Linked DNA regions of Homo sapiens: region 2 is linked to region 1. A link is a loop called in an ENCODE intact Hi-C map of the cell type or tissue named here. Cell type or tissue: pancreas. All regions are shown on one strand. Links, peaks and the distances in the headings refer to the core of each region. The heading gives the core; the rest is flanking DNA.

What was found. Hi-C counts contacts between places; a loop is a spot of excess contacts. Peaks named below come from ENCODE experiments on the same cell type or tissue, not always from the same donor. Only the 100,000 strongest peaks of a DNase experiment are listed, where the experiment ranks them.
Region 2: a loop joins it to region 1, with 2.0 times the contacts of the local background. A loop is called at or near these places in 18 of 110 quality-filtered maps.

What each region holds. Positions count from the first base shown.
Region 1 is chr19:35,547,987-35,554,989 of GRCh38, forward strand. ATP4A (ATPase H+/K+ transporting subunit alpha) reads right to left here. Exons shown (of 22, transcript NM_000704.3): 16 at 6,936-7,003; 17 at 5,720-5,843; 18 at 5,051-5,196; 19 at 3,461-3,594; 20 at 3,024-3,125; 21 at 2,848-2,939; 22 at 2,045-2,657. The coding sequence ends at 2,629. Among named protein-coding and RNA genes, the nearest start is that of TMEM147-AS1, 5.5 kb to the left of the region's middle. In pancreas, for the core only: a CTCF peak has its summit at 1,374 (motif pointing right); a DNase peak (open chromatin) is centred at 2,375; H3K27ac peaks cover 700 bases.
Region 2 is chr19:35,588,755-35,596,867 of GRCh38, forward strand. No RefSeq gene overlaps it. Among named protein-coding and RNA genes, the nearest start is that of LINC01766, 5.1 kb to the right of the region's middle. RefSeq lists an enhancer at 7,898-8,037. In pancreas, for the core only: a CTCF peak has its summit at 3,722; no DNase peak of the experiment used is centred there.

The DNA of each region.
Region 1 (7,003 bases), core at 5-2,504:
GACAGTCCAATTGCTTGGCCTTTGGTTTTACCCAACCAGCAAAACCAGCTTTTCTGAAACTGCTCCCTAGAATAATTTGTCCAGCCAGATTCTTAACATCGTTCAAGCCATGGGGTCAGCATGGGGCTGGGGGGAGAGTTGTGACTGTGAGCTCCTCAGTTCTATGGCCCTCAGATCAGATCCCAGCCTGAGCCTTCTCAGGGTGGAGTGGAGAGACAGCTGCAGCCAAGAAGCAGAGCAGTGGGGCCCCCAGCTTGGACATTGTCCTGGATGCCCCCCTCCACCCTCAGCCTTCCTTGGTCCACTGAAGCCGGCTCCCCGCCTTTCTCTGAGGGGGATGTGTCAGAAGTTTTGAATGTCATGTTTAAGCTCCACTTTGATGTACACCCTCCCCACTCAGGAAGATGCTCCCCATCCTTGGTGTTCCCAGTGGGGTACCCCAGGGAGTAGGATAGCACCATTGCCCCTCCTCCTCCACCAGGCCGTTGAAGTTCCACCTGATTTTTTTTAAGCTTAGGCCTAGGAAAGCTCACTATGACCATCTCGATGTTTCCAGAGGGAGCATTTGCCTTCAGACGGCAGCTGCCATCTAGGCCACTCTTCCTCATTGTTTGGAGTAAAGACAGGGTCCATGGGTCTCTTGGGAGCTGGAAGTGATTGATCACCTTGACTTTGATGTAGAAAGGAAGTAGATGGGGCAGTCTATCTGGGTGGACTTGTGACAAGGTCACTTTCTCCCACACTTCCATGCCCCACATAGCTCTTCACACATATTGAGACAAGTGTAGGATGCAAAATTACCAACTGGAATAATCCCAGCTTACATGGGGTTCAGGGAGAGAGACTGGAGTGGCTGGGCCTGAGTTGGCAGAGGACGGTGAAGCCTGGGCGGTTGGACTGTGGGGAGCCAGGCTTCAGGTGATCGGGGTTATGATGGGAAAACCCCGGGTTATGGGGACCCAGAGGAGCCGCCTGGCCTGCCGTGGAAGCAGTGCGGGCTCCCCTGAGCAGAGGACATGTGAGCTGAGACCTAAAGAATGAGTGATTGGGGCAAGGCAGAGGTAATGGTCTTGAGGTCAGAGAGGGGGCCTGTTTTTCCCAAGGGAACATAACTGGTTGGAATGAGTTCAAGGGGACTTGTAAGACTACAGAAGCTGGCAGGGGTCAGATCACAGGAGGCTTTGGGAACCAAGGAGAGCTCTAGGCAGAGGAAGGACAGGGTCAGATTTGGCTTTAGGAAGCTCTGCATGGCTGTTGTCTGAAATGGGAAAGCTGAGGCCACGAGGCCAGGGCTGGACCAGGGCAGGGCTTTGTGGGGTTAGGAGAGTGACTAGAAGCCAAGCCCAGGTGTTGGTGATCAGTGGCTGTGTGTATTTATTTACCGGCAGGGGGCGCTAACAGGTAAGGGAGGAGCAAAGAGTTCCAGGATAACTGGAGTTTGGGGCTTGTAAGCCCGAGGGCTCACCACGTTTCCAAGGGAGAAGGGACCACACTGATGGGACAGTGGGACTATCAGATTGGGTCAGTGCATGGGTACAGGCATGGGGGGTGATGAAGAGGCCAGTGTAGGTCACCAACACTGGGGGAAGCTGGGGACAGAGGTGGGTCTCACTGCAGAAACAACTGAAGCCATGGGGGACTGGGGGGCTGTGGTCACAAGGAAGGAGAAGCCCAGGCCCTAGCCAGAGAAAGCCACATAAGAAAGAGGAAGAGAGGTGAACAGAGGGGCTGGGAAAGGAGCGGCAGAGATGGGAGGTAGGGGGATGGGGTTAACCTTTCAGGTGAGGGGTGTGAGGAGGGGACCTCCAGGAGTTGTTCAGGAACTGGCCATTGCCGGGACAGAGGAGTAAGCAGGTAGGCTCAGAAAGGAGACACCGCTGGGGGGTGGGGGATGCTTGATGTGGAAATGACTTGGGCCCCCTTGTGTCTGGGAGCCTCCAGGAGGGAGAAGGGTGCTGAGAACAGAGAAAGCCCAGAGGTGGTAGGGGGTGCCTATCGCCACGGCCCAGCTTGCGTTTAGATGCCATGACCCTGGGCAAAGGAATAGGAATCATTTCCCCAAGGCAGGTTTATTGAGGACCTACTATGTGCCAGGCTGTGTACTAGGCACTGGAGGTGCAGCCCTGGATAAACAGCCCCCATGTACAGGACTGTGGGAGATCACAAGCACTAATGAGAGACGCTGAGGACAGTGCCTGGCACCAGATACAGCACAGTCAGCATGAGCTGGTTTTATTACCATCGCCCAGGACACAAGCGTGTCTTTAACGAAGGGCCCTCAGGCAGCCGTCCAGCCTGGACTGGAGTCCTAAGAACAGAAACACCCTCCAGAAGCGGTCAGCTGTACTCCCTGTCAGAGCCCCACCGCCACCACAGGTGGCGGCTTTCCCGAGGCCAGCCCAGAGGACTGCCCAGGCGCTGCTGCTCCAGGAGGTGCGAACCTTGGGAATGGGGGAGGGGAGTGGGCAGGTCCCTCCAAGTTTGGGGTGCCGTGGGCTACAGAAGCAGATACTGGTGGGGCTGGGACTCTTGGTTGCTCAGATATCTTGGTGGCTGTCCAGAGGGTCCCACGAGCCCTGCCCCCACCTGCTGTGGCAGTTGCAGGGATGCTTGAAGGCAGTCGTCCCTCTAATAGTAGAGTTCCTGGTCCCACCAGCCTGGGAGAGAGAGGGAGAAAGGAGACTCAGTGCTGGGGGTGCCACTTAGGCAGGGCCAGGGGCTCAGAGGTCAGTGCTGGTTGCTATGGAGGGTCAAGGGCTTAGAGGCCAAGTGTTGAGGATCAAAGGTGGGTGCAGCTGCTCAAACGTTTCAGTCCCCTGCCCCCAGGCTCCCAGTCTCCACACTCACTCCCTGGGCAACAGCGAACTCCAAGCTTCCGGATCTCATCATAGACGAAGATGAGGATGCCGTAGGGCAGGGGGACCAGCCACCACTGGAACCTGAAGGCACATGGCAAGGTGAAGGCCATCCCAGGCCTGTGCCCTACAGCCCCCTCCCTGTCCTTGCCCCTCACAGCCTCTCACCGAATGGGCATGAAGTTGAAGATGTTGGGCATGCCGGGGCAGTAGCACAGGAAGCAGCCGATGCAGACCTGGAACACGATGGCGATCACCAGGATCTTATTCCTGGGGGTGGGCAGAATGGGACAGGCCATTAGGAATTGGGGACGTGATGGAAATCAGGATACTGTGGGTCAAAGTAGGTCAGATGTCAGCAGCAGCAGGGAGGTGTTCTACACACTGAACACTGGAGTGGCCCGGGCCTCTCAGCACCACCCCTTTAGTGAAATGTGGAGGGGGCCGTGGGGGGAGTTATTGGCCAGTTAGAAAGGTTTTTTTGGCATGTCACCATCTGGCACTGGCACCCGCTGGCATTTGCCGGCTGTTCTAAACCACAGTCAGGATCTGATGGGAGTTGGGACCAGGGGTTGGAGGGCAGGAAGAGGGCCAGCCAGGGACACCTGAAGAAGCCTTGCTGGAAGGCAGAGAGACGGCGCGTCTTGCGGATGAGGACATCGGCGATCTGGCACACCTCAATGCTGATGAAGAACACGGTGTAGCAGGTGTACTGCTGGTACAGGCGCTGCCCGAATGTCTGCAGGCCAGGGGCAAACGGAAACAGCCTGAGTCCAGCCTGAGTCCCGGCGGAGAGCCTCTGCAGCCCACCGGGCATAGGGTCCCAGGGCCGTGAACCCCTAAATGCTCTCTCTGCCTTGCATCAGAGTGTGGGGGTGGGGGGAAGGAGAGAGGCAGGGTCTGCCAGGTGTGCAGGACCCCAGAACGTGGGGCCCAGAAACCTCAGCCTAGCAGAGCTTGGATGACAGTGGCCGGGAAAACTGTAGGCTGGGCCGACTGCTTTCATAGTGAAAGGGGGGAGGCACCCAAAAGAAAGGGCCTGGGAAAGGGGAATTGAAATCCTCAGATGGGATTTGCAAAGTCCAGTGACTCCAGGGGCCAGGCAGATGGCAAAAATAGGTGAGGCAGTCACCGCGGGCCTTTGGGAAAAGAGGGCAGATGCCCCATTTAAAGGGGGCAGCCACTATGCAGCCCATTTCTTCAACACAGCTACTTTTTTTTTTGAGATGGAATCTCGCTCTGTCACCCAGGCTGGAGTGCAGTGGTGCAATCTCAGCTCACTGCAACTTCCGAATCCCAGGTTCAGGAGATTCTCCTGCCTTAGCCTCCCAAGTAGCTGGAATTACAAGCATGTGCCACCATGCCTGGCAACACAACTCCTAATACCAGCTAACTGTGGGGATCACTGACTGCTCCAGGTGCCGAGTGTTGCACGTGCATTAGCTCATTTAATCCGCTGGGTAACCCTAGGAGGTAAATCAGTGGTGCTGGAACTTGAACATGCATGAGAATCCCAGCAAGGGCTCCCAGAGGGCTGGGATAGAGCCTGAGAATTTGCACTGCAAACATGTTCCCAGGAGATGGTGATGCTGCTGGTCTGGGAGCAAACTGAAAACCACTGAGGTAGACTTTGATATTCTCTCCACTTTGCAGGTGAGAAAACAGGCACAGAGAGGCAAAGCAACCTGCCCAGGGTTACACAGCTTGTGAGAAGCAGTACCAGACCATAAGTCCAGGCAGTCTGGCTTCAGTGTCTACCTTAACCATGATAGTAAATGTTTAAGGGAAGTATCCTCGTCTGTATGTAACTCTACAGGTGAACTAAACACATCTGCTGGCCAGATCTAGCCTCACTGTGCTCCAAACCTTCATTAAAATAGACCACATGTGCAAATACCCTGTGGGAGTGATGCTGTAGGGAAAATAGCAGAATAGGGGCCTGGTTCCACATCTGAGATGATGCATTAGTGTCAGGGCAGAGACACCCATCTGCAGTTGCGATCATCAGAAGCAGGAGTTTGGAGCTGGAGATGGTGGGAAAGGCCCTTGCCCCCCCGAACTGGCAGGGAGTCTGGGGGTCCGGGATGCTCTGGCTGAACTCAGTCACACGTGGAGGAACAAGTGGGCCGCACACAAGGCAAGTTGCCCTGGGAAGGAGGGAGCCCAGGGATGGGATGGGGCGGGGCAGGGCTCACCCACTCCTGGCCGTAGCTGTCCTGCAGATCTTGTAGGTGGTGGTCCTCCCACTGCGCCCGCAGCCCCACGCACAGCAGTGGGAACCAGCCCTCCTGGGCCATTGCCGTGAAGTAGTCAGTGAAGCCAGCAAAGGACTGAATGGCACCTGGAGAGAGACAAGGGGACACAGGGAGACAGAGATGGACACAGAGACAGGGACACAGGAAGAGAGGGACATGGAGAGACAGGGACACAGATACACAAAGGTCAAGGACACACAGACAGGGACACGGGAAGAGAGACAGGGACACAGATACACAAGGTCAAGGACACACAGAGCCAGGGACACAGAAACAGTGACAGAGACACAGAGGCAGAGAGAGAAGCAGGGACAGAGAGACAGAGGCAGGGACAGAGAGAAAAAGACACATCCAGGACCCAAAAAGACAGAAATAGGCAACAACTCAGAGACAGGGTCATGGAGAGCAAGGTCAGAGAGAGAGCAGGGACACAGCAGAACCAGAGAGACTGTCACAAACAGAGAGGGACACGGAGGACAACGGAGACCCAGGACCAAATGCAGACACTGAGGTCCAGAACCAGCCGGAGCCCAAGGCAGGGCCTGGGGCAGGCGAGCAGCCCAGCGCAGAGCCCCCCACCTCCAGGCTCCCCGGCCCACGGGCACCCACCAATCTGGAAGTAGGAGTAGGCAGCCAGGGGCTCGTTGACCAATCTGTCACGCTTTGGGTTGCGTGGACGCAGGTGCATGATGTCACTCTCGGCCTTTTCATATGCCAGGGACACAGATGGGAACTGGCCAGGAGTGGAAGGAACTGGGACTGAGGGTTTGGCTGGGCCCTTGTCCCCTCCACTTCGGGTCCCCCTTCCCCCACTTGTGAGCAGGAACAGGACTGAGGTTAGCAGGCAGGACCTGCAGGGACGGCACAGCCACACCAGCCTGGACAGCCTGGGCCCCACTGGCCCCTGGGTGTTGGCATCCTGGTGCCCATCTTCGTAAGAACATCTGCTTTTATCTTCTCCCTCTGTCTCCCTCCCTCTCTTTCTCTGTTCCTCACTCTGTTTCTCTGTCCCTGTCTCCAGTGTAATTCTCTGTGACTGTATCTGCTCTTGTGTATTTCTGTGTCACTCCCTATCTCTGTGTATCTTCAGTCTCTCAGTGTCGCCGTGCCCCTTCATCTGCTTGTGCCTAGAGTGGCAGCAGAGCATACTGACCACGACCACAGGCTGTGGGACCTGTGACTGCTCAAGCTCAAGTCACAGCCGGGCCACTTATTTGCCCAGTGACCTGGGACAATCCACTCTACCTGTCTATGCCTTGATGAGCTCATCAGTAAAGTACGGGTGATAGTAACAAAACTCATCTCATAGTGTGGTTATGAGTACAAAATTAAGGAAATGATGGTGTGTCTGGCCCAGAGAAAGCACTGTGTAAATGTTACCGAATAAATACCTGTCAACACAGCTGCGCCTCTGGCTGCATTCGTGACTGTATCTGTGGTTCTTTTCTGTCTGTCTGCCATGGGGTCTATCTGAGGGGGTTTATTTGTCCGTGTCTGTTTAGGGGCACGTGTCTGTGATTCAAGTTTGGCCAGATACCTGTTCTGTTTCCATCTCTGTCTGAGTATCTGTATCTGAGTCATGTGTGTGCATGGGTCGGCCCGGGCCTACCTGAGTGTCCGCCTGTGTGTGCATGGCTGTATGTCCATTTAGGTCTGTTCACCTGCCTGCCACCCATGTGTCCTGCACTGGCTGTCATTGCACACACAGGTCTTGTCTGTCACTCTGTGCCCAAGAGTGTCTGTGGTGGTCTCTGTCCCTCCTGTCCATCTGCAAGCAAGTGTCTCTGGGCACCCTGTGGATGGGTACCCTGGGCTGTGGACTTACAATGTCAGTGCAGAGTTCGATGAAGAGGATGGTGATGCACCCGAGGGGCAGGGGCACGCTGACGGTGA
Region 2 (8,113 bases), core at 2,475-4,974, 43 kb after region 1:
TGGCAAAGCCCCCATTAGCCTGGGTCCCTGAACCATTCTAGGAACAGCCTCCCTTCCCCCAACTGCCTCATGTGGTCAAGCAGAAAATAGACTACCATGTTGACAAATGACATGCTTGGCCTGTTTCCACAGCCCAATCCACCCAAACCAGTGCAGATGCAGGAGAATAGAGTTCTATTTCTTGCACATCTGGGATTACAGCTTCAAGTTCATACCCAACAGAGACATCCATCTTGTTGGGTGGTCTATAGGAAATAATAATAGAAGGAAACAACAAAGGCCCTAGTCCACCTTAATTGTAATTGTTGTGATGCTGAGTTTGTCTCCTCTGTGGGCTTGGGTGTCTGGGCAGATCTCATGTGTTTGTGGGACAATGCTCTGGGTTATGGGGATGCCTGCAGATAGGATGATGCCTAATTGTCTGTCATGTTAGCAGATCTAGAGGGTTAGCCATCCCTGTCCCTCTCCAGATCCAGCCCAGGCTGGGCCTGTCACATTCAGCTGCAAAGCCATGTCAGGTTAGGATGGTCCATGTCAACATCAGCAGGCAGACCCAAGTGTCACCTTCTGCTACAGGCCTTGGAAAGCCAGCCAGCCTCCTCCACTTCAGCTCCCAGACTTCATCCAACCTGAATTTCACTCTCGGGTATCCAACTGGTATTTAGCACCAGGTAAACACAAAACGAGGCCAGGCACAGTGGCTCGTGCCTGTAATTTCAATGCTTTGGGAGGCTGAGAGAGGAGGATGGCTTGAGCCCAGGACTTTGAGACCAGCCTAGGCAGCAAGTCGATAGATAACTCTTTTCTACAAAATTTTTCAAAATTAGCCAGGCGTGGTGGCACACGCCTGTAGTCTCAGTTACTCAGGAGGGTGAGGTGAGAGGATCACTTTAGCCCAGGATTTTGAGGCTGCAGTAAGTCATAGTGATACTACTGCACTTCAGCCTGGGGGACACAGCTAGACTTTGTCTCCAAAATAAATAAATGTAAAAAATAAGGCCGGGTGCAGTGGCTCACACCTGTAATCCTAGCACTTTGGGAGACTGAGGTGGGAGGATCACCTGAGGCCAGGAGTTCGAGACCAGCCTGGCCAACATAGTGAAACCCTGTCTCTATAAAAATACAAAAATTAGCCACTGTGGTGGTGCGTGCCTGTAATCCCAGCTACTCGGGAGGCTGAGGCAGGATAATCTCTTGAACCCGGGGGTGGAGGTTGCAGTGAGCAGAGATTGCACCACTTCACTCCAGCCTGGGCGAAGGAGTGAGACTCAACCTCAAAAAAAAAAAAATCTTATCTGACTTTGATTGCATTACAATCAATTTAGTTATCAGTTTTGGGAGATTTAGCATCTTTATGATAAGCCTTCCTATTCATAAATATGATATATCAAATAGGACTTGTACATCTTTAGCTTTATTTTATGTATTATAAGCAATCCTTTTTTCCATTACATAATCTAAATTATTATTGGGGTAGAAGAAAGGTATTGAGTTTCCAATGTTGATATCTTGTGTGGCAAACTTACTGAACTTTCTTGGTGTAATAATTCATCATTTTACACACTTACATTGTCTATGCTAAATTTGAATTATTTCTTAACAATTTTAATACCTCATTATATATGTATTTTTTTAGTTCCTGGGCTAAACCTTTCAGCAAAATATGAATTAGCATCATAATCTTGTTTCCATCCTTGTATGGGTTAGTTCTATTGTTTTACTATTAAGTCAGGCAGTTGATGTAGATTTCTGATAAAAATTTCATCTTTTTTTTTTTTTTTTCTGAAGCAAACTCTGGCTCTGTCACCCAGGTTGGAGTGCAGCGGCACAATCTCAGCTCACTGCAATCTCCGCCTCCCAGGTTCAAGCGATTCTAGTGCCTCAGCCTCTATAGTAGCTGGGACCACAGGCACGCACCACCACTCGGGGCTAATTTTTTGTATTTTTAGTAGAGATGGGATTTCTCTATGTTGGCCAGGCTGGTCTTGAACCCCTGGCCTTAAATTATCTGCCTGCCTCAGCCTCTCAAAGTGGTGAAATTACATGCATGAGCCACCGTGACCAGCCAAAATTTCATCAATTTTGTTATGTTTTCTTCTATTCCTGGCTTGCCAAGATTTTTTAAATTAGAATTTTATATTGAGGCTAGGCACAGTGGCTCATGCCTGTAATTCCAGTACTTTGGGAGGCCAAGGAAGGAGAGTCATTTGAGGCCAGGAATTTGAGACCAGCCTGGGCAACATAGCTAGATCTCGTCTCTACTGAAAAAAGAAAAAAAAATTAGCTAGGCATGGTACCTGTATTCTCAGCTACTCAGGAGGCTGAGATGGGAGGATAACTTGAACCCAGGAGTTAGAGGCAGCAGTGAGCCATGATCACACCCTTGTACTCCAGCCTGGGCAACACAGCGAGACCCTGTCTCAAAAAAAATTTGTGTTGAATCATATTAAATACTTTTCAGCATCTATTAACATGATCATACGAGATTTTAATTCAATCCTTTAACAAAGTTATTCACAATGAACCATTCTTATACTCTTGGGAAAACCTTACTGGGTCACAATCTATTATTCTTTTTTTTTTTTTTTAGAGACAGAGTCTTGCTCTGTCGCCCAGACTGGAGTGCAGTGGCACGATCTTGGCTCACTGTAAGCTCCGCCTCCCAGGTTCACGCCATTCTCCTGCCTCAGCCTCCCGAGTAGCTGGGACTACAGGCGCCCACCACCACACCCGGCTAATTTTTTGTATTTTTAGCAGAGACGGGGTTTCATCGTGTTAGCCAGATGGTCTTGATCTCCTGACCTCGTGATCCGCCCGCCTCAGCCTCCCAAAGTGCTGGGATTATAGGCGTGAGCCACCATGCCCGGCCTCTATTATTCTTTTAATATGTGATGGATATGGTTTGCTTATGCCTTATTTGGGTCCTACATAGTTTTCATCTGGGGGCTGTTCTCAGTCCTTTGCATTGGGGCAGTGCTGGCAATGCAGAATGGGTTGAGAAGCATTCAATGTGTTTCTGTGTTCTGGAAACATTTCTATGTCATGGGAATTAGCTGCTTCTTAAAGATTGGAGTGGGCCGGACATGGTGCCTCATGCCTGTAATCCTAGTACTTTGGGAGGCTGAGGCGGGTGGATCACCTGAGGTCAGGAGTTCGAGACCAGCCTGGCCAATATGGTGAAACCCCCATCTCTACTAATAATACAAAAATTAGCTGGGCATGGTGGCACACAACTGTAATCCCAGCTGCTCGGGAGGCTGAGGCAGGAGAATCACTTGAACCCGGGAAGCGGAGGTTGCAGTAAGCCAAGATCACGCCATTGCACTGCAGCCTGGGTGACAAGAGCGAAACTCCATCTCCAAAAAAAAAAAAAAAAGTTGGAGTGAACATGCCTGCAAAATCTTCTGGGCCTGTAATCTTTTTCGTGTAGCAGATTTTGAGTACTTTGTCTTCACTATGATGGTGAAAGCAGCAACTCTCGGAGTCAAGTACAAGCCACTGTTATGAGCAGCTTCGGAGTATTGATTCTTTTGGTCTCCACACTAACCCTATAGCCTGCATTCTTACAGACTGAGGATAAAGCACAGGGAGCTGGAAAGACACAGTGCAGGTCTCACAGCGAATTCACTGAGGGGCCAGGATTGGGAACCAGGAAATCTGCCACCAAAAGCCGTGTTCTTAAGCACTAGGTGGACAACACTGCCTCCCATCGACCGTTAGTAGCAATTCAATCTTTTTACCTGCTGGAGTCACTTGTTAATCACTTACCTTTCTCTTAACAAATCATTTTTATTTTCGACATAGAAGCTAACTTGAAGGAGCGCCCACTGGCCCAGAGTGGTACAACTTAAACATCAAAAATATTAATAACGGCCAGGCGCGGTGGCTCACTCCTGTAATCCCAGGACTTTGGGAGGCTGAGGCAGGTAAATCAATTGAGGTCAGGAGTTCGAGACCAGCCCGGCCAACATGGTGAAACCTCGTCTCTACTAAAAATATAAAAATTAGCCAGCCGTGGTGACAGTCACCTGTAATCCCAGCTACTCGGGAGGCTGATGCAGGAGAATCGCTTAGAGCTCGGGAGTCGGAGGTTGTAGTGAGCCGAGATGGCGCCATTGCACTCCAGCCTGGGCAACAAGAGCAAAACTCCGTCTCAAATAATAATAATAATAATAATAGTAATAACAATAATAGATTTAAACACACCAAATATATATCATATTTAATGATGAAGGATGGAATACTTTCCCTATAAGATCAACAACAAGGAAAGGATGTCTGCTCTTGACACTCCTATTTGACATAGTGCTGGAAGTTCTAGTCACTGCAAGAAAAAAACGCAAACAGGGCCCGGCGCAGTGGCTGACGTCTGTAATCCTAACACTTTGGGAGGCAGGAGGATCACTTGAGACTAGGATGTCAAGACCAGCCTAGGCAACACAGCATGACCCCATCTCTACAAAAAATATTAAAAAATTAGCCAAGCATGGTGGCACATGCCTGTAGTCCTACCTGCTCAGGGGGCTGAGGCAGGGAGATCACTTGAGCCCAGGACTTTGAGACTGCAGTGAGCTATGATCACACCAACACTGCACTCCAGCCTGAGGAATAGAGTGAGACTCTGTCTCAAAAAAGAAAAAAAGGCATTTAGATTGGAAAGGAAGAAATAAAACTGTATCTGCAGGTGACATGAGATATGTGTGTGTGTGTGTGTCTGTGTGTGTAGTTGATGCAAAAATAATTGCGGTTTTTGCCATTGAAAGGAATGACTGCTGGGCATGGTGGCTCACGCCTGTAATCCCAGCACTTTGGGAGGGTTTTTTTTTTTTTTTTTTTTTTTGAGATGGAGTCTCACTCTGTCACCCAAGCTGGAGTGCAGTGGTGTGGTCTCGGCTCACTGCCAGCTCCGCCTCCCGGGTTCACGCCATTCTCCTGTCTCAGCCTCCCGAGTAGCCGGGACTACAGGCACCCGCCACCACGCCCAGCTAAATTTTTGTATTTTTAGTAGAGACGGGGTTTCACCTTGTTAGCCAGGATGGGCTCGATCTCCTGACCTCGGGATCTGCCCTCCTCAACCTCCCAAAGTGCTGGGATTACAGGCATGAGCCACCGTGCCTGGCGTTTTTCTTTTCGTTTTTTTTTTTTCTTTTTTTTTTTTTTTTGGAGATAGAGTCTCACTCTGTCACCCAGGCTGGAGTGCAGTGGTGTGATCTTGGCTCACTGCAACTTCCACCTCCTGGGTTCAAGCGATTCTCCTGCCTCAGTCTCCCTAGTAGCTGGGATTACAGGCGCCCACCACCATGCCCAGCTAATTTTTGTATTTTTAGTAGAGACGGGGTCTCACCATGTTGGCCAGGCTGGTCTTGAACTCCTGACCTTAGGTGATCCACCTACCTCAGCCTCTCAAAGTGCTGGGATTACAGGCGTGAGCCACAGCCCTGGACGGATGTATTTTCAATACATGTCTTTATAATGCATGTGAAAGCTAACGCATACATGGGAGACAATGAAGGGACCAATATGGTGGAAGTTTTCCATATTCCACTTGAAGTTGCAAAATATTCAATCTAGGTAGACTATAGAATGTTTAAGTGTGTTTACCATAATCCGTAGAGCAATCACTTAAAACTTGCAAAGATATATAGTGAAAATCACAATAAATAAATTAAAATGGAGTACTAAAATAGTATTTGAATAATCCAAAAGAAAGAAGGAAAAGGGAAAACAAGGAACAAAACACAGAAAAGTGGAAATAAAAAACAAATAATAGTAGACCTAAAGCAAAACATACCAATAATCATATTTAAGGCACATGATCTAAACACACAAGTTATAAAATATTTTCATAATGCACTTAAAAAAAAAATAGCCAGAGCCGGGCGCGTTGGCTCACACCTGTAATCCCAGCACTTTGGGAGGCCAAGGCAGGCAGATCACGAGGTCAGGAGACCATCGTGGCCAACAAGGTGAAACCCTGTCTCTACTAAAAATACAAAAATTAGCTGGGCGTGGTGGCGGATGCCTGCAATCCCAGCTACTAGGGAGGCTGAGGCAGGAGAATCGCTTGAACCAGGGAGTCAGAGGTTGCAGTGAGCCGAGATCGCACCACTGCACTCCAGCCTGGCGACAGAGGGAGACTCCATCTCAAAAAAAAAAAATAGCCAGGTTCAAAGGCTCATGCCTGTAATATCAGCACTTCGGGAAGCCGAGGTGGGTGGATCACTTGAGCCCAGGAGTTTGAGATCAGCCTGGAAAACATGGTGAAACTCCGTCTCTACTAAAAATACAAAGAAGTTAGCTGGGTGTGGTGGCACACGCCTATAGTCCCAGCTACTTGGGAGACTGAGGCAGGAGGATAACCTGAGCCCAGGAAGTCGAGGCTGCAGTGAGCCATCATCACATCACTGCACTCCAGCCTGGGTGACAGAGTGAGGCCCTGTCTCAAATAAATACATACATAAATAACTTGAGCCCAGGAGTTCAAGATCAGCCTGGGCAACATAGTGAGACCCCATCTCTGCAAAAAATTTCAAAATTAACCTGGCATGGTGGCTTGCACCTGTAGCCCCAGCTACTCAGAAGTTTGGGGCAGGAGGTTGTTTGAGCCCAGGAGGTCAAGGCTGCAGTGAGCCGTGTTCACACCACTACACTCCAGACTAGCAACAGAACAAAACCTTGTCTTAAAAAAAATAGAAGTAGGCCAGGCGCGGTGGCTCACTCCTGCAATCCCAGCATTTTGGGAGGCCAAGATGGGCTGATCACCTGAGGTCAGGAGTTCGAGACCAGCCTCACTAACATGGTGAAACCCAGTCTCTACTAAGCATACAAAAATTAGCCAGGCATAGTGGCAGGTGCCTGTAATCCCAGCTACTTGGGAGGCTGAGGCAGGAGAATCACTTGAATGCAGGAGGCGGAGGTTGCAGTGAGCCGAGATCACGCCATTGCACTCCAGCCTGAACAACAGAGTGAGACTCTGTCTCAAAAAATAAAAAAATTAAAAACTTAAAAAATAGAAGTAGGCCGGGCGTAATGCCTGTAATCCTAGAACTTTAGGAGGCCAAGGCAGGCGGATCACTTAAGGTCAGGCGTTCGAGACCAGCCTAGTCAACATGGCAGAACCCCGTCTCTACTAAAAATACAAAAAATTAGCCAGGCATGGTGGTGCGCACCTGTAGTCCCAGCTACTCAGGTGGCTGAGGCAGGAGAATCACTTGAACCCAGGAGGCGGAGGTTGCAGTGAGCCAAGATCACATCACCACACTCCAGCCTGGAAGACAGAGCAAGAAGAAAGAAGGAAAAGAAAGAAGAGAAGGAAAAGGAAGAAAAGAGGGAAGGGAAGGGAAAGGGAAAGGGAAAGGGGAAGGGGAAGGGAAGGGGAAAGGGAAAGGGAGGGGAGGGGAAGGGAAGGGGGAAAGAATGAAGGAAAGAAAGGAAAGGAAAGGAAGGAAGAAAAGAAATGATTGTTTGCTTGGTGTTGGAGGGGCTTGAGGGGGTGGGGAAAAAGGGGGGAACCCACACATTTGATCAAAGAACTCTTCTGTGTTGACTGTTGTGGTATGAGAGCAGAGAAAATGCATTGTGTTTTTCCTGAAACACAAGACTCCGAGGCCTACATCACTCTTGCCCCAAGTAGTGCTTTTCTCTCAAGATGCTCAGGAGGAATCTTTAAACAAAGATGATCAAGGAAATGAGGCTTATTTATAGGTCTGTTTTGAAGGTGGAACCAGGGATTCCTCAATTGGCCAATCACTTGAGAGAGTAGAAGGAGCTGTCACCCCATCAAACCAATCAGAAGCCAGGTGTTGGTTCCCACCCTATGACATACCACCTCCAATTGGCCAGTAGAAGTAGAGAGACAGGCTAGGAGGCGGGGCCTGCCTGGCCGCCATGGTAATCCCCTGTGGTTGGTGATCAAGGAAGAGCATAGTGCCAGACCTAGGTGCCCTCCTGGGAATGTTCCAGGAGGGCAGGAGTAGGAGGAGGAGTGTTAGAGTAGAGGGGAAATGATGAGAGCAGAAAGGGTATCATAAAGGAACCTCAGGGGTGATATAAGTGGACACAGACATATGTCACAAGGGCACGGGTTTAGAACAGGAAGGCTGTTGTACGTGGT